Linked DNA regions of Mus musculus: region 1 is linked to region 2. Evidence: chromatin loops called from intact Hi-C (ENCODE). Cell type or tissue: gastrocnemius. All regions are shown on one strand. Each heading gives the region's core, and the rest is flanking DNA. Links, peaks and the distances in the headings are about the cores only.

Region 1 (9,746 bases), core at 4,530-7,029, 190 kb after region 2:
TGAAGAGTTATAAAAAATCAAGCATTAGATGTCAAGCAATAATTGACCATAAAGACTTATTAACCTGCTCTTAGGAATACGCCTCTAGCCCTGGATGGCTGTCCCACTGAATACACCCTTTCAGGGCTGTAACAGGGTGATTTCTATTAATCGTGATGCTACCTGTTCTGTTTGTGATTCTCTGAGTACTTCTTTTCAGAGTTGTAATGTTTGCTTGATTTTTGTGCTTTACTGTGCTAAATGATAATCATCATTGATGGTATTTGTGATTGCTCACTGAACACATCTTCTAAGAGTTGTAATGTTTGTTCTTTTAATGTATAAAAACCCCTGCTTTAGCCGGGTGGTGGTGGCACACGCCTTTGATTCCAGCACTTGGGAGGCAGAGGCAGGTGGATTTCTGAGTTTGAGGCCAGCCTGGTCTACAAAGTGAGTTCCAGGACAACCAGGGCTATACAGAGAAACCTTGCCTCGAAAAAAAACAAACAAACAAACAAAAAACGAACCCTGCCTGAGAGCTACAAAATACACTCAGATTCAAACTGCCTCTGTGTTTGTTTTTGTTTGTCACCAACAAATCCTTACCTACCTAGCTTCGAGGACCCTCATTCTAGGAACTCCCATACCCTACTGGGGTAGTCCGAGACAGGAGCGAGCTTGTGAGTGGGGGAAAGACATGCTCATAAGTCTAAATAACATATTATTGTGGTCACATATTACTCAGACATAAACTGCTGGGGGTGGTAGCACAGGGACTCACAAAGCTCTGTGGCAGCTGGACATGGTGGCATACACCTCTAATGCCAGCACTGCGGAGAAAGAGGCCTGTGGAACTCTCAGCTCCTGGCCAGCAAGGACTAAAAGAGACTGATCCTTGGAAATATGAAACTGTGTCGAGTGCTAGCGAGTATACAACTTCTTGTCACGCCTGAGAAACATGTGTAGTAAGAGGGTAAGCCTGCTGAAGTCAGGCTCAGGGGTCATCCTACACTTAGAAGGCTGAGATAAGGGGACGGCAGAGACCAGCCTAGGCTGCACAGTGATTTATAGGGCAGCTAGGACTAGAGAGTTAGACTCTGTCTCAAAAAACAAAGAAAGCTGGAGAGATGGCTCAGTGGTTAAAAGTGCTGTCTGCTCTTCCAGAGGACCTAAGTTTAATCCCCAGCATCCACATGGTTCACAATTATCTACAATTCTAGTGTTGGGACACCAGCTCTGACTTCACAGACATGCATATGGTGCACAGACATACAAACATACAGGCAAAACACCCATCCACTTAAAAATAAAATAAAGGGGGCTGGAGAGATGGCTCATCGGTTAAGAGCACTGGCTGATCTTCCAGACATCCTGAGTTCAATTCTTGGCAATCACATGGTGGCTTACAACCATCTGTAAAGGGGTCCAATGCCCTCTTCTTGTATGCAGATGTACATGCAGACAGAATACTCATACAATTTTTAAAAAACATACAAAATAAAATAAAATAAATCAACCAGGAAGATATACACTATTCAATTTAAGTAAAAAAAATGCTGAAGATGGCTCAGTAGTTAAAAGCACTGTCTGCTCTTCCAGAGGTCCTGAGTTCAATTCCCAGCACCCACATGGTGGCTCACAACCATCTGTAATGGGATCTGATGCCCTCTTCTGGCCTCCCCCAACTACCCCTGACATTCCTCAGTCTGCTCCAGTTCCACCATCCCTTCCAGTTGCTCCAAAGCCTTCACTGAACTGAGTCTTTAGAAACTATCAGCAAAATCCTCCAGCCTCCTTGTTTCCTGGTTGTCCTGCGGTCGTCTGCTGCTGGTCTGCTGTGAGGAATGATTCTATCTCTCTAGAAACTCCCGGGTGTAACTGCAGATTGCCCATCTGTAATCAGCATTTGACAGGCTGAAATAGGAAGAATACATGTACAGCAAACATGGATGACAAGAGAAAATTTCGATCCAGGATGGGCTACAAAGATAAATTATCGGGGAAGTGGAGACACATATGTTTAATCCCAGCTCTTGGGAGGCAGAGGCAGGTGGATCTCTGAGTTCCAGAACAGCCAGGGTTACACAGAGAAATCCTGTCTCAAAAATAATAATAGCAATAATAATAATAATTTACAAATAGATGTTTTATATTTAATGTCATAGGACTTATATGTGAAAATATGTCATTTCTCAACTTTTATTTTTATTATTATTTTTTATTTTTATTTTTATTTTTTTGGTTTTTCGAGACAGGGTTTCTCTGTGTAGCCCTGGCTGTCCTGGAACTCACTTTGTAGACCAGGCTGGCCTCGAACTCAGAAATCTGCCTGCCTCTGCCTCCCAAGTGCTGGGATCAAAGGCATGTGCCACCACTGCCCTGCTGTTTCTTAACTTTTAGACCACCTGTTTCCTTTTTTCTTTGACAAAAGTTCTAAGTCACAAAAGTTCATTTCAACATCATTCTCTCTTTGTCTAGCTCTTTTCCTCCCTTAATTTGTATGATATCTATTAATACAAGTATCTTGTGAGGCCAGAATGCATATATCCTTTCCTTCTTTTCTAAATAAACTGGTTTACACAGTTATCTTCTTTCTCAGAGCAACAGTTCTCTCTGCCCACACTTGTAGCTGGTAACATCCGCTCTATATTTTTTTTTTTCCACTGAAGAAAGGACAGATAACCAGGCTAAAGCTACCTCATTAGCACAAGGATCAGCCTGCTCCCCAGTGCAGCCTCCCACTCTTCTCTCCCTGTTCCCATGAATAAAATGTTTTCTCTATGGCTACTAGTTACATCCTTTTGTCTTGTCCTTTGTTCAGGCAGTTGATCTACCTGATCTAAAATGAGCAAGTCTACATCTGTTCTGGAGCTGTTGTTCACCTAGATGACAAATAAGCAATGTCCAGCTTATCGAGTCTAAAGCTGGCTGTGACAATGAGTGCCTGCAATCCCAGCACTTGGGACTGGAGGTTGAAGGGTCAATTCAAAGTCATCCTGTGCTTCCTGGCAAGTTCAAGGGCTACATAAGACCCTGTCTCAAACCAACACTCTCAACCCCCACAAGACATCCTGTTCAGACCAAGGCTCTTAGCTGTCCCACACAATGCTCATCCAGTCCTTTCCACTTCGAGGAGGAGCTATCTTTCATTCACATCATGAGCCCAACAATGTAAGGTTCATATTGAAGACTTAAAAATAAAAAAAAAATAAAAATAAAAATAAAAATAAACCACATACTCAGGATCCACCCAGCCAATAGTTTTGGTTCTATCTTGCAACATTATCCCAGGTTGAAGAGATGGCTCCAGGGTTAAGAGCACTTACTGCTCTGGCAGAGGACTCAGTTTAGTTCTAAGCATCAACAGGGTGGCTACAATCACTTTAGCTCCAGTTCCAGGGAACCTGAAGTTCTCTTCTGCCCCCTTGGGCACCTGCATACAGATAGTGCATATAAACCTTTGTAGGCACATGCCTACAAATATACATAAATAATAAACTGTTGTTTAAAAAGATGTCCCGAGCCAGGCATGGTGGCGCATGCCTTTAATCCCAACACTCGGGAGGCAGAGGCACGCAGATTTCTGAGTTCGAGGCCAGCCTGGTCTACAGAGTGAGTTCCAGGACAGCCAGGACTACACAGAGAAACCCTGTCTCAGGAAAACAAAACAAAACAAAACAACAACAACAACAATAAAAGAATTATTTAAATGAGTACAGTGTTGCTCTCTTCAGACACACTAGAAGAGGGCATCAGATTCTGTTACAGATACTTGTAAGCCACCATATGGTTGATGGGAATTGAACTCAGGACCTCTGGAAGAGCAGTTGGTGCTCTTAATCACTGAGCCATCTCCTCAGCCTGACTTTATTTAATCTTAATTCTCTCTCTAGAGATCCTCTTTCCAAATATGGTCACATACTGTTGGGATGGAGCAGTGATTTTGGGTAAATGTATTGCCTAATAGGGCAAGGGCAGAACCAGGAATATGTCTGAAAGCACAATAGTCATTATTAGATAATAATTAGTACCTAGCACAAGATGAGTTAGCATAGAATGGATGGGCATGTGCCAACAAAGGTTTATATGCACTATCTGTATGCAGGTGCTGGGCTTAAAGGCATGCACCACCAGTGTGTGGCTAATAATTCTTTAAAAACAAAAAAAGATTAAATAAAATCAAAAGGATGGAGGTAAAATCGACACAACCAATGTCATTATAAGGAGAAAAGATAAAGACATGGAACAGCAGAGAAGACAGCCATCTGCACACCAGGAAGTGGCTTCAGATCCTCTGGAACTGGAGTTACAAGGTTGTTGACAACCTTGCAGGTTCTGGGAATTGAACCCAGGTCCTCTGGAAGAGCAGCTAGTGCTCTTAACCACTGAGACACCTACCCAGCCCCAGTCCCCAGTACTTTTTGTTACCTGGTACTATTTTGTCTCACACACACACACACACACACACACACACACACACACACACACACACACACACACCGCTGGAGCTGAGGAACAAACCCCACAGCCTTGTGCTTTCTAGGCAAGCACTCTACCACTGAACTAAATCACCAAACCCTGGCCTGTCTTTTTTAAAAGACAAAGAAATAAGCTGAGTTGTGTTAGCACACACTTTTAAAAATCCCAGCACTTAGCCAGGCAGTGGTGGTGCATGCTTTAATCCTAGCACTTGGGAGGCAGAGGCAGAGGCAGGTGGATTTCCGAGTTCGAGGCCAACCTGGTTTACATAGTTCCAGGATAACCAGGGCCACAGAGAGAAACCCTGTCTTGAAAAACTAAAAAAAAAGAAAAGAAAAGAAAAGAAAAAAGAAAACTGTCACACAAAGATCTCTTCCAGGTTTTTCACAATATCAGCAATAGATTAGCCAAGATGTTCTTCTTTGATGTTGGGGCAATACTCAGAAGAGAACAAGAAGACCTAAGTAAGCCTTTTGTTTTGTTTTGTTTTGAGACAGGGTTTCTTTATATAGCTCTGGATATCCTGGAACTTGCTTTGCTTTTTTGTTGTTGTTTGTGGTGCTTTAGAGAAACGTTCTTTTTTATTTTTATTTTCTTTTTTTCTTTCTTTCTTTTTTCTTTCTTTTTTTTGGTTTTTTTGAGACAGGGTTTCTCTGTATAGCCCTGGCTGTCCTGGAACTCACTTTGTAGACCAGGCTGGCCTCGAACTCAGAAATCTGCCTGCCTCTGCCTCCCGAGTGCTGGGATTAAAGGCGTGTGCCACCACGCCCGTCTAGAGAAACATTCTTGTTTAATGGTAAAGCTCAGTAGACTCCAGCACCAGGACTGGCATGGAGTCAAAGCAGCAGGGACAGCTGGGTGACCCCATGGAGCCTCACATGGCGAACAGGATGAGGAAGGCGACCATCAAACAGAAGAGTCCCATGGCCTCAGATAGGGCAAAACCCAATATGGCATAGGAGAAGAGCTGCTGCTTGAGAGGTGGGTTCCTGGCATAGCCAATAATCAAGCTACCAAACACTGCCAGTGCCAGCCCCTTATTCAGCCACACCAACTCTGGCAGGCCCAGCACCAATAAACTTGGCTGCTGTGTAGATGTCCCGGGGTGGGGGTAACACTGGTCTGGAATTCCTGTCTGGCCACCTGGAGAGGGAACTGCTGCAGGCAGGCTGTTTAGATGGGGCCTCTGGTGCACTCAGGAGGGAGGCAGACACAGACCTGATTGGTACAGGAGCTGATCAGAACTGGAGAAATGACCAGTGCCTTGGTGGTCTGCATTTTTCAGTCTGGGAAAATCTTGGTCCTGTTATTTGTTGTTTTGAGACAGGGTTTCTCTATGTAGCTGTGGATTTCCTGGAACTTGCTTTCTAGACCAGGCTGGCCTCGAACTCACAGTGATCCACCTGCCTCTGCCTCAAATGCTGGGATGAAAGGCTTGCACCACTGCACGCGTGACTTTTCCTTTTCTTATACAGACATGAGGGTCCTACCTCTCTAAGCACTTCTTAGAGAACTCTGAGAAGCTGACTCAAGCATTGTGGTACTTCTTGTACTGCTCCCAGAAAGAAAGGATTGCATTGGTGCATGTATTCAGTTGATTTTCCTGTCCAACTGTCAACAGGCTCTTGTCTTTATAGAGGTCAATGAACTGTAATTCCTGGTAAAACTGACTTCAAGTTTTCCTCTCACCTCCCTATTCTTTTCTTTTTCCTTCCTTTCTTCCTTCCTTTCTTTCTTTCTTTCTTTCTCCCTTTCTTTCTCCCTTTCCCTTTCTCTCTTTCTCCCTTTCTTTCTTTCTCTTTCTCTCTTTCTCTTTCTTTCTTTTCTCCCTTTCTCCCTTTCCCTTTCTCTCTTTCTTTCTTTCTTTCTCCCTTTCTTTCTTTCTCTTTCTCCCTTTCTTTCTCTTTCTCTCTTTCTCTCTCTTTCTTTCTCTTTCTTTCTTTTCTCCCTTTCTCCCTTTCTCCCTTTCCCTTTCTCTCTTTCTCTCTCTTTCTCTCTCTTTCTTTCTTTCTTTCTTTCTTTCTTTCTTTCTTTCTTTCTTTCTTTCTTTCTTTCTTTCTTTCTTTCTTTCCACTGTAGCTGTCTTCAGACAGACCTGAAGAGGGCATCAGATCTCATTACAGATGGTTGTGAGCTACCATGTAGTTGCTGGGAATTGAACTCAGACCTCTGGAAAAGCAGTCAGTGCTCTTACCCGTTGAGCCATCTCTCCAGCCTCTGACCCTATTCTTGCAGGAAAACCAAATTCAGTTTCCAGCATCCACAACCAGAAGCTCACAACTACCTGTACCTCCAGCTCCAGACAGACAGACAGACAGTCTGGCTGGCTGGCAGATTGGGGTCTAGAGAACAGTGATTAGGTGAGACTAGCCAACCTTTTGTTCAAGGAACATCAGAAGTGGGTTTTATTTCATTTGCTTGGTTTTTTGTTGTTGTTTGTTCCTTTCTTTTTTTGTTTTTTTGAGACAGGGTTTCTCTGTGTAGCCCTGGCTGACCTGGAACTCACTCTGTAGACTAGGCTAGTCTCAAACTCAGAAATCTGGCTGCCTCTGCTGGGCTTAAAGGCGTGCACTACCACTGCCTGGACCTGCTGTGATCCTTAATGAAGCAGTTCTCTGAGATGGTTCTTGCTTGTTCACATTGGTTTATTTGATGGTAGATATAAATGCATACACGTTATTTGGAGTGAACCAGGGATTATATATCTTTTGTGGTGGAATACCCAGGAAAGGAAGCTCACTGGCTGAAGGCTTGCTCGATACCTCATGAGCATGGAGAACTCTAGGTGCTACTTTATGTGACTGACTGTGGTCCTCTCAGTGGTGTCATGGTTTACATGTCCCAGAGCAGGTACAGTGGCAGATAGGGAGTGGCTCCACTCCTACTGGTCTCAGATCTTTGAGATTGAGCTCACAAAACCTTGTCAGTACTATGTTTGTCTGGTAACACAATCCCACATGCCTTAAATACATATTTCCAAGACAGCCAAGGCTACAGAGAAACCCTGTCTCAAAAACAAACAAACAAACAAACAAACAAACATTTGTGGTTTGTTTTTTGTGGGGGTGGATAGAGTGGTTGAGGGCATTTGCTAACCTTGTAGAGAACTTAGGCTCTATTTACATGACCCATACATACTGGGCATCTCCAGACACTCCACTTCCAGGTTGATGACATCTTCTGGCCTCCAAGGGCATCTGCAAGCATGTGGAACACATACTTTAAAAAATGTTTTTAGGGGGCTGTAGAGATGTCTCAGCAGTTAAGAGGACTGACTGCTCTTCCAAGGGTCCTGAGTCCAAATCCCAGCAACCACATGGTGGCTCACAACCATCTGTAATGAAATCTGATGTCCAATTCTGATGTGTCTGAAAACAGCTACCGTGTACTTACATATAATTAATAAATGTTAAAAAAAATAAATGTTTTTAAAGGAGTAGCATGGGCTGGAGAGGTGGCTCAGCGGTTAAAAAACACTGACTACTCTTCCGGAGGTCGTGAGTTCAATTCCCAGCAAGTACATGGTGGCTCACAACCATCTGTAATGGGATCTGATGCCCTCTTCTGGTGTCTGAGTACAGCTACAGTGTACTCACATACATTAAATAAATAAGATCTTTAAAAAAATAAAATAAAGGTGTAGCAGTATAGCAGCACAAGCCTTTAATTCCAATATTCCTATGAAGAAGAGGCAGGGAGCTCTTTGTGAGATTGAGGCCAGTCTGATCTTCGTATTAAGTTCTAGACCAGTCAGGGCTACACAGTGAGGCCTCATATTAAAAAAAAAAAAAAAAGTTTTATAATTAAATACATGGTGTCAATATTTTTTCCCTCCCATATTGCAAATTCCAGGAGTAGGGTATGGTTTGTGTATGTGTGTGTGTGTGTGTAGGGGGGAAGCAGGGAGAAACAAAATTAATAAATCTCATTTTCACCAAAGAATATCAGCAATAAAAGGACTTGGACCCAATTTTTATTTCCAGTTGAAAGTGGTATACACAATACTGATTCCCAGGAGACAGAACACCACAATTGGATCAGATTTTCTACCACCTTTGTCTGAATGCCAGTCAGAAACCGAGTATATCAAGCTATATACTTTTTCTTTTTTCGAGACAGGGTTTCTCTGTGTAGCCCTGGCTGTCCTGGAACTCACTCTGTAGACCAGGCTGGGCTCGAACTCAGAAATCCACCTGCCTCTGCCTCTTGAGTGCTGGGATTAAAGGCGTGCGCCACAAGGCCCGGCAAGCTATATACTTTTGTATTCAAGTCACAGAGCAACCCTGTCCTGAGAAGAATTTCAACAATAAGTATGTGGATAGTGGAGAGGATCACTCCAACAGCAGAATGATGCTATTTCCACACCGATGTTCTCAGCACACCACCAAATCAAGACAGCAAGGAGAACCTTTAAGACCCTTAGAATCTGGGCTTGGTTCCTAGCACTCAAACAGTAGCTAACAAACATCTATAACTTCAGTTCCAGGTGTACCTCCCTCTTCTAGCCTCTGCAGGCACCAGGTACACACATGGTACATTTAACATACATACAGGCAAAACACTCCTACACATAAAACTTTAAAGTGTTATATTTTCTAAAGTAGCCTTGTAGACCTCTGAGTGTAGTGATATTTTGAAGCCATCACAAAGCTGTATTTACATTAAAATCAGCCAGTTTCTCTCTTTATGAGAATAGCACATTATAGCTCAGGCTGGCCTAGAACTCATTATGTATCCCAGGCTTAGCCGTGAATTATGAACAATCCTCCCCGCCCCCATCCCCCACCTCGTTACCTTCCCTAGTGCTGAGATTACAGTTGACAGCCACCATGACTCACTTAGATCCAAGCCCAAATGATTAAAAGCAACTTTCTTTTGGAGACAGGGATTCATAAACCCAAGGGTGGCTTCACACTTGCTGTTTGTGTCTACCACTAGAGTGCTATGGTGATAGGCCTGCTGCCACATGGCCAATGCAGATCAAACCCAGTTTATTGTGTGCTAGGCAAGCATTCTACTAACCAAACTACATCCTCTGCCTGGAAAGGTATAATTTACCTACAATGGTTTTAGTGGGTATTTTAGAAAATACTGTCACAGAGCAACATGACTGAGCCTCAATTGTTCTCCATGCAGAAGGAAGCATCTTCTTAGGCCATTGTTAATGACACTGTTTTGCAAGAAAAGCCCTAAAGAGGAAAACAAAGCTCACGTATCCCTAAGAATTTAACAGATGATAAAATTAACATCAGAAATCAGAAACAAAAACAAACAAACAAACAAACCCA
Region 2 (9,746 bases), core at 4,232-6,731:
ATTTGAGGCCAGCCTGGTCTACATAGTGAGTTCAAAGATGGCCAGAGCTATGTACAAAGACCCTGTCTCAAAAAAACAAAGAAAAATATAATAATAATATTACTGATAATAGTAACAATAATATAAAAAAATAAGATACATATCACAAATAAAGCCAAGTATGGTTATGTACACCTGTAATCCCAGCAGGAATGGGAGGCAGAGGCAGAAGGACCAAGAGTTGAAGGGCAGTCTCAACTACATAGCAAGTCTTAAGCCATCCTGGACTGCATGAAGCCCTAACTCAAAAAAGGGGTGGGGGCTGTGCAGGCTGTAGAGATGGCTTGGTGATTAAAAGCACCTGTTGCTCTTGCCAAGGACCAGGTTCAGCCCCTAGCACCCACATGGTGGCTCACACCCACCCATAACTCCAGTTCCAGGGGATCCATGTCCTCTTCTGACCTCTACCAGTACCAGACATGTGCACAGTCCATATACACACATGCAGGGAAAACATTCATACATATAAAATAAAAGAAATGTCTAAGTCTTTTTAAAAAATGTGTGCCAGGTGAGGTGGTGCACGCCTTTAATCCCAGCACTTGGGATGCAGAGGCAGGCAGATTTCTGAGTTCCAGACCATCCTGGTCTACAAAGTGAGTTCCAGGACAGCCAGGGCTATATAGGGAAACCCTATCTCAAAAAAAGAAAAATAAATAAACAAGAGGTGATGCCTGAGCTGGGGTCCAAGACTGAGTAAAAGGAGAGAGTGAGCTGAGCATCAGAGTTTCGTCTTCCTCTGCTTCCTGACAGCAGAGACGATGTGACCAGAGGCTCACAGTCCTGCCACCACACCTCCTCTGCCATGGTGGACTGTATCCCCCTTAAACCAGGAGCCTTTGTCAGGTATTTTGACACACTTGTGAGAAATTTTAATTGCTACAGTAATGTATATTTCTATTGTGCTATCAGTGAGGTAATTCTTTCTATCTACCTACCTATCTTATCTATCTATTTATCTAACTATCTATCATCTATCTATCTATCTATCTATCTATCTATCTATCTATCTTTTATCTATATTGGGGATTTGGCTATGTATCCCAGGCTAGCCTTGAACTCCTCGGCTTGAGTAATCCTGCCTCTGTCTCCCAAGTAGCCAGGAAAATTGTGTTGTGCCAACCCTTCTGATGTTTAAATCTGTATTTTTACCTTTGAGACATAGTCTTACACTGCAGCTTGGGCTGGCCTGGCACTTACTGTATAACCTAGGCTAACCTTGAACTTAGAACAGTCTTGCTGCCTCCTCTCCCTAGGGCAAAGGTTATAGGTGTGAGCCACCATGCACAGCAATGTGAGCAGCATTTATCCAGTTTAGTATACTGCCAACATAAGATATTAATCAAAAACTCTGTGAAAAAGAAAACTAATTTTTATCTTTTTGGAAAATATTAATTTAATATACACACTAGCTTGGATAGGTGGTATCTCTAACATCTCTGTATCATTCCACCCACAGCTGGTAAGAGACATGGTGAATGTTTGTGAAACTAATTTATCCAAACCCAACCCACCATCTCTTGCCAAATACCGTGCTTTGCGATGCAAAATCGAACATGTTGACCAGAACACTGAAGAATTTTCCAGGGTTAGAAAAGAAGTGTTGCAGAATAATCGAAGGTAAGCATGATGCAAGTCTCATGTAAAAATGCAGTGCTCTTGAGATCCTGTTGGCAAGTCAATCCGGACAGTTAGAGAATGTAATCGTCTGCATTCTAACAAGACATCTGCAGACGATAACTAAGAGAGTCACTTTCTGTGTTTACATAGTCTTGAGGAACTGAGGAGATGTCGCAGTGAGTCAAAGCACTTGCTACTGATCCCAACAACCTGAGCTCCGTCCTCAGGATCCCCAGGGTGGAGACAGAGAGCCAACTCCCAGAAGTTGTTCTCTAATCTTCACAGGAGTGCCATGACACCTGTGGGCACATACACACATTTCTGTGTGTACATGCACGTACACACATTCACACACATACCACACACATCACACACACACACACACACATCACACACATCACACACACACATCTCACACATTCCACACACCACACACACACACACACACACACACACATATACATCCTACACATTCCACACCACACACACACATCCCACACACCACACACACACATCTCACACATTCCACACACCACACACACACACACACACATCCTACACATTCCACACCACACACACACATCCCACACACCACACACACACACACACACCAAATCAACAAATGCAATTTTAAAAGTCTCAGAGATAGAACTCAGATTGCCACAGTCAGTGCCTGCCAGCCCTGTGCTGGACATTTTTGACTAGGACTTGACACAACCTGTCACCTGTGAGTATCTGTAGGGGACTGTCTTGATTGCTAACTGAGCTAGGAAGACTGGGTAGCACTACTCCCTGGTTTGGGGTCCTGAATAGTGTAAGAGAGGAAGAGTCTAGCTGAGAGAAAGAGTAAACAAGTAAGGGTCTGTGCTTTCGTTCTCTCTCCTGGCTCTTGGTTGTGGGTGTGGTATGACTCACTGCTCTGAGTTCTGCCTGTACTTCTCATCAGTAATAGACTGTAGTCGGAATTGTAAACCAAACAAACCCTCTCCTCCCTAAGGTGCTCTTGGTCAGGGTACTTACAATGGCAACAGAAGTGACACCAAGACAGAAGCCGCTAAATATGAGTTGCATTTGCATCCACAGCCTGTGGTTTGTAGTTTTTCTTAGCTAAGACTATCTGGTTTGGTTTGGAGACAGGGTCTCATTCTTCAGCCCAGAATGGCCTTGACCTTACTTAGAGAGATCCTCCTGTCTCAACCTCCAGGGGGCTGGGAATATGGGCATGAACACCATGTCCAGCTAAGACAAATGTACTTTGTGAAGGTTTAGAAACCACGTAAAACTACAAAGACAGATATGTCTGCCACCCTCACTGTCACTGCCACAGATAACACAACCACTTAGAGCCCTACCGTGGAGCCTATTTTGTTCACGATTCACCTCGTATATGCTGGTAGATCAGCTCTCTGGATTAAATGCCCTGATCGTTAATCACCTATTTTTCAGGTGAGTGAGTTGAGATAGGGTCTTCCTAGATAGCACAGGCTAGCCTAGAACTTACTATGTAGACCATGCTGGCTTTGAACTTGTGCAATCCTCCTGCCTGTTTCCTAACTGCTAGGACAAGTGTGCACCACCATGAACAGCCTTGATGGACATTCTTAATTTCTGTATATATATCCTATCCATGATCAATGTCAGGTTACAGTAGGATGCTTCCGACTATGGTGTCCCTCAACAGTGTCCCAATGTCCCATGCCTCCCAGTGAGCAGCATTTCTCTGTGGTCTCTGCTTCTGTTCCTACCTCCAGGTTTCATGCCTGCTTGAATTTTGCTTCCCTTCCTTCATCATCATGGACTGTAACCTATAACCAAACACACACACAACCCTTTCCTCTTGCTTTTGGTCATGGCAGCAACAGAAAGTGTGTGTGTGTGTGTGTGTGTGTGTGTGAGAGAGAGAGAGAGAGAGAGAGAGAGAGTGAGAGTGAAAATGCATACATTTGCCCAGTGTGCATGTAAGGATCAGAGAATGGTTTGGGGGGGGATTGTTCTTCTCCCTTTTATCACATGGCCCCCAAGACTTAGTGGCAGACTTAGCAGCAAGCACCTTTAACTACTGAACCACAGACAGCTGAGTTTTCTTGAGATTTCTCCTATTGATGATTTTTATTTTTCTTCTAATTGTGTGACCTCAATGTTTTTCTCCTAATTCTTCCAGTGAACAACCAGTAGATATCTTGCAGATATTTAGAGTTGGCAGAGTGAATGAAGCTACGGAGTTTTTAAGCAAACTGGGCAACGTGCGACTCTTATTTCATGGATCTCCTGTGCGGAACATTCTTGGAATCTTGTCCCGGTAAGAGCCACAGTCTTTACTTTTTAGTTTTCAGACTCACGAATGTGAAATGTTCCCCTTTCTCGTGTACTTTTGTCTTTGATCCTAAACAATACCATAATAAATGAACAAACCACATGGGCTTTTCAGTTAAAAGCATCAAATCTAGTCATATGTAAGTGATTTAATGGTATCTAATACAGTATGAATGCTATGGAAACTGTTGACGCGAAGTGTTGTGTAGAAACTAATGACAAGGGCTGGATAGGGGGCTCAGTGCTTAAGAGCTTGAGTTCAATATCCAGCAGCCACACTGTGGCTCACAACCATCTATAATGGGATCTGATGCCTTCTTCTGTCATGCAGATATACAGGGAGTTAGAGTGTTCATATGCATAATTAAATAAATCTTAAAAAAAAAAAAACAATGACAAGAAAATCTGTACCTATTCAGTAGAGATGGGTTTTTTTTTCCTGAGTATTTTGAATCCATGGTTGGTTGACTATAGGTATGGAGGGCCAGTTGAACTCTGACCTGAAGTTTGTAAAGACAGTGGATTTCCTGTTGGTCCCTGAGTTTGAAGGCTGTGTGGCAGAGTCCTTTCCTTCAGGAAATCACAATCCCCCCTTCTCTTTCAGAGGGCTGCTCTTACCTAAGGTAGCTGAAGACCGCGGTGTACAGAGAACAGATGTTGGAAATCTCGGGAGCGGGATCTACTTCAGCGACTCACTCAGGTTAGTGTCTTCTGTCCCAACCCCCATCGCAGAGGGCTCCTTGCAAACTTCCCTCTCTTTCTTTAGTGAGGAGCTCTTTCGCCCACTGAAGCATCACTGAAAGCAGCCATTGCCACTGCATACTGTAAAAGCATGGCTTCTGTAGTGAACATTTGGGACAATTATGTTTGAAGTCTTGAGTGTTTTTCTTTTGCTCAGAGCCTTTGTTTTTTGTATTACTTTTATCTATTTATTTAGTGTGTGGGGAGACGTGGGCATGCCACAGTGCATTCATGGAGGTCAGATGACAACACGATGGGGTCAGGTCTGTCCTTCTACCCAGTGGAGCCCACGGATCAAACTCAGGTCGTCAGGCTTGGTAGCAGGACCTTTACTCACTGGGCCATCTTGCCAACCTGCCTCAGCTTTTACATGTTTTCTAGCTGCATCTTTTCCAGTGCCCCTTACCACCTCTACTCTCAGACCCCACCCCACAGGGAAATCTCATAGCACAGATGGGGACCTTAAGGCCACCAGGGGGCGCTAGCCTCAGAACATGCAACTAACGTGGGTCACATGGGGAGCAGGCCTTTGCTGTTTTGTTCTTTCTCCCGGACAGCAGTGTTCTTTGCTTTCCTGTTGCTGCTAAAGCACCACAGCCAAGGTAGCTGATAGAAGGAGGAGTTTGTGTGTTTGGGGCTTGTGGTTCCAGGGAGTTAGAGTACCAGATGGTGGAGCAGAGGCGTGACTTCCAGAGCACTAAGCCGAGGGCTCACATCTTGAACTACAAGCACAGAATAGAGCGGACTAGAAATGGCCTGAGGTTTGAAACTTCAAAACCAGCCCCTAGCACACAGCTCCTCCAACAAGGCCACTCCCTCCTGAGCCTCCACAAACAGTGCTGCTGACTGGGCCAAGTGTTCAAATGCCCGAGACTGTGGAGGAAACATCTCATTCAGAGGCCGCGTCAGCAGTGCCTGCTGTTGCTGATGCTGTCTCTCTGTCTCTTAGGCTTTGTTTTCCTGTTAAGTTTTCTTGAGATGGGATCTCACTGTGTAGCTCTGGCTGGCCTAGGACTTGCCTTGTAGACCAGGCTGGCCTCAGACTCACAGAAATCTGCCTACCTCTGCTTCCCTGATGCTGGGATTAAAGGTATGCATCACCACACCCATTTCCTTGTTTTTTTGCTTTTTGTTTTTTTAATTAATAGTGCAGGGGCCACCATGATGGCTCAGCCAGTAAAGGCCTTACGGCTAATGCCTGGCAACCAGAGTTTAATTCCTAGAATTCAAATAGAGGAGCAAGTTAAGAAGTGACTCTAAAATTGTCCTCTGACCTCCATAGTCATGCCATGGCACAAGTATCCACCTACAATACACACACACACAAACGCACACACATGCACGCATGCTTGTACCATGCACATACACGTTAAATACAAAGTAAACATCTTTAGATGGTACCATGTTTTTCTAGGTACTGTTTTAATTTTACCAAAACCAAAGTCCTCGGTGGCTTTTGGTTGCCCATTCCTAATCTTTGACCTGGTTGACTCTCCATGTGACTTGGGAGAGGCTATGAAGATAGGCCGTCTCTCTTTCCTTTGGCCAGCACTTACTTGTTTAGCATTTAATCATCTTCATGAGCTTCAGTGCACTCAAATCAGTACAGCTTTCTTTTTTTTAATATTTTTTATTACATATTTTCCTCAATTACATTTCCAATGCTATCCCAAAAGTCCCCCATACCCTCCCCCCCACTTCCCTACCCACCCATTCCCATTTTTTTTGGCCCTGGTGTTCCCCTGTACTGGGGCATATACAGTTTGCAAGTCCAATGGGCCTCTCTTTCCAGTGATGGCCGACTAGGCCATCTTTTGATACATATGCAGCTAGAGTCAAGAGCTCCGGGGTACTGGTTAGTTCATAATGTTGTTCCACCTATAGGGTTGCAGATCCCTTTAGCTCCTTGGGTACTTTCTCTAGCTCCTCCATTGGGAGCCCTGTGATCCATCCAATAGCTGACTGTGAGCATCCACTTCTGTGTTTGCTAGGCCCCGACATAGTCTCACAAGAGACAGCTACATCTGGGTCCTTTCAACAAAATCTTGCTAGTGTATGCAATGGTGTCAGGGTTTGGAAGCTGATTATGGGGTGGATCCCTGGATATGGCAGTCTCTAAATGGTCCATCCTTTCATCTCAGCTCCAAACTTTGTCTCTGTAACTCCTTCCATGGGTGTTTTGTTCCCAATTCTAAGGAGGGGCATAGTGTCCACACTTCAGTCTTCATTCTTCTTGAGTTTCATGTGTTTAGCAAATTAGTACAGCTTTCTTAACAAAATGGTTTTTCTTTAAGTGAGGGGAAGGATTCTAGGAGCCAGAGGGGTCGAGAACCCCAGAAGAACACGGCCCACAGAACTAAGCAGGCTCATAGGGGCTCACAGAGACTAAAGCAGCAATCATGGAGCCTGCCCCTGTCTGTGCCAGGTCCTCGGCATACATGCTGTGGCTGTTTAGCTTGGGGTGTTGATGGGACTCGTAACAGTGGGGATGGGGCTCTCTGTTGCCTGCCCCTGGGACCTTTTTCCTCCTACTGAGTGGCCTCCCCTCCTTCAGCCCTGGTAGGAGGGAATGTGCCTGGTCTTGTTGTAACTTCTTATGCCATGTTCTGCTGATATCCCAGGGAGGCCTGCTCTTTTTTAGAAGGGAGACAGGAAGAGTGATCTGGGGAAGAAGGAAGGTTGGGGCAGAGACTGTGAGGAGAGGAGGAGGGAGGGAAACCTGGGGTTGGGATATAATCTATTCAAGCAAAAACTGCCTGCAGCTTTGATTTTCCACAAGCTCACACATTTCTGATCTGCTTTTTAAAGTGGGATTGTAAAACACAAGAGCTATTTTTATGCAAAAAAATGTTTCCTTTTTACTGATTACTCTGGCATTTCTTTCAGCACAATATAGATATTATTAGTAGCTGACAGAGAACAAAGTACTTTGAGTGCTACTTGCCATAAAGAAGAGCACTATATACACCTTTGCCTAATTGTTTGTTTTTATTCTTTTTGAGAGAGGGTCTCACTATCTAGCCCAGGCCCCGCTGGGAACTCATTATGTATCCTAAGCTAGCCTTGAACTTGCTGTGATCCTCCTACTTCAGCCTTCTATGAGCTAGAGTAACAGGTGTGTGCCCGTAACTGAACTTTTTAAAGAAATAAGTACATAATGAACAACTCCTTCTCCTTGTCTCTTCCCTCTTTCATCCCCTCCTTCCCATTCTCTCTTCTTCAATAGGGTTTTACTGTGTAGCTGAGGCTGCCCTTGAACTCATGATCCTTCTACCTCACTTTCCCAAGTACTGGGTTATAGGTGCTCACCTACCCAACTTCTCACCATGAAGTTCTAACTTGTATCTTTGAAGTTACTGCAATGGTGGTAAACTCTGGAGTGACCTCCCAGAAAGTCTCGACAATGCAGGCTGATCATCCCTTGTCTGAAGTACCAGAATTTTTTTTTCAGATTTGGAATTATGTTTATACATAAAGAGAGACCTTTGGGACCACACGAATCCCAATGTGAAATTCATTTATGTTTCGTCGACACCTGATAAATGTAGCTTGGTGGTGATGTTACACGGTATGTTTAGTGTGTGTACCTTGGACTGCTACCATCACAAGGTTAGGGGTAGAATTTTTCCGTCTGTGCTGTCACACCGATTAATGCTCAAAGTTTTCAGTTTGTGCCATTTCAGATTTTGATTCACAGTTTTGGGTTAGAGATGCCCAAGCTGTCTCTTATTTATACAATGAAGCGAGGCTGGCCGGGAGCCATTATGACTTGTGTTTATTTGCTTCCTCATGCAGTACAAGCATTAAGTATGCACACGCAGGAGAGACAGATGGGTCCAGACTCCTGGTCGTCTGTGACGTTGCCCTGGGAAAGTGTGTGAACTTATTCAAGAAGGACTTTTCTTTAACTGAGGCGCCACCAGGCTATGACAGTGTGCATGGAGTTTCGGAAACCACCTCTGTCCCCACAGACTTTCAGGTATTTTATTTGGGGACACACACAGACCCAGGGTTATGGGTCAGTGGTCAAGCCCTCACCTAGCACTTTTTTAAAATAAAAAATCAAACAGTAAACAAACAAGAAAGGAGCCAAAACAGGCAAAATGGGCCCAAGTGTGCAAAGGCCAGCCTCAGAGGCTTGCGTCCATTTCATTAATTATGTGTTCATGGGAGGCATGCCACCATCTTTGCTAATTAGCACATACAAGAGTCTGCTTCTCTGGGAGGTTTTGGCCTATCTTCTCTTCACTTATTCTCTCCTGTCAATTCCCATTTGCTCTAGGACGATGAATTTGTTGTATATAAAACCAACCAAGTTAAAATGAAATACATTGTTAAATTTTGCACTCCTGGAGATCAAATAAAGGAATTCCATCCTCATGAAAATACCGAAGTAGAGGAGCAAAGGGCTGAGCCCTCCAGTGTTCCAGAGGCTGGAGGTAAGGTGGCTTCTTTTCTTTTCTTTTCTCTTCTTTTCTTTTCTTTTCTTTCTTTCTTTCTTTCTTTCTTTCTTTCTTTCTTTTTCTTTCTCTTTCTTTCTTTCTTTCTTTCCTTCCTTCCTTCCTTCCTTCCTTCCTTTTTCTTTTTTTTTCTGGATTCTTGAGACAAGGTTTCTCTGTGTAGCCCCAGCTGTTCCTGAAACAGACTATGTAGACCCAGCTGGCCTTGAACTCAGAGATCTGTCTGACTCTGCTTCCCAAGTCCTGGGATTAAAGGTATGCACCACTGACCAGCAAAACAAATTTCTCGAGTGCTGCTTTATGAGATAAAAACTGAATCTTTTTCAAAAGCATTTAAATTCATGTTTGTTAGTAGCATCTATAACCTTCTATTTCATATTTCTTTTATCTTGAACATATGAAAACCAAAAAGCTTAAGAAAGCTAAGTGACATCCAAATCCAGTGTTTTGTCACCAGCTGTGACAAAGGTGACAAAGGTGACTGGTTCTTTAGGATGCCTGAATAATGCAATTCATTCTCTATTCTTTGTTCCTATAGCAAAATACTAGGAATGTTATAAAGAAAAAAATATT

Evidence for each region. Hi-C counts contacts between places; a loop is a spot of excess contacts. Peaks named below come from ENCODE experiments on the same cell type or tissue, not always from the same donor. Only the 100,000 strongest peaks of a DNase experiment are listed, where the experiment ranks them.
Region 1: a loop joins it to region 2, with 2.5 times the contacts of the local background. A loop is called at or near these places in 12 of 42 quality-filtered maps.

What each region holds. Positions count from the first base shown.
Region 1 is chr14:56,782,185-56,791,930 of GRCm38, forward strand. It overlaps Zmym5 (zinc finger, MYM-type 5), which reads right to left. Exons shown (of 8, transcript NM_001253753.1): 8 at 8,401-9,746. It also overlaps the pseudogene Gm4479. Among named protein-coding and RNA genes, the nearest start is that of Pspc1, 8.7 kb to the left of the region's middle. In gastrocnemius, for the core only: no CTCF peak of the experiment used is centred there; a DNase peak (open chromatin) is centred at 5,507.
Region 2 is chr14:56,593,756-56,603,501 of GRCm38, forward strand. Parp4 (poly (ADP-ribose) polymerase family, member 4) reads left to right here. Exons shown (of 35, transcript NM_001145978.2): 10 at 1,499-1,659; 11 at 3,821-3,958; 12 at 4,577-4,672; 13 at 8,509-8,692; 14 at 8,996-9,152. Among named protein-coding and RNA genes, the nearest start is that of Gm16573, 22 kb to the right of the region's middle. In gastrocnemius, for the core only: a CTCF peak has its summit at 5,195 (motif pointing right); a DNase peak (open chromatin) is centred at 5,190.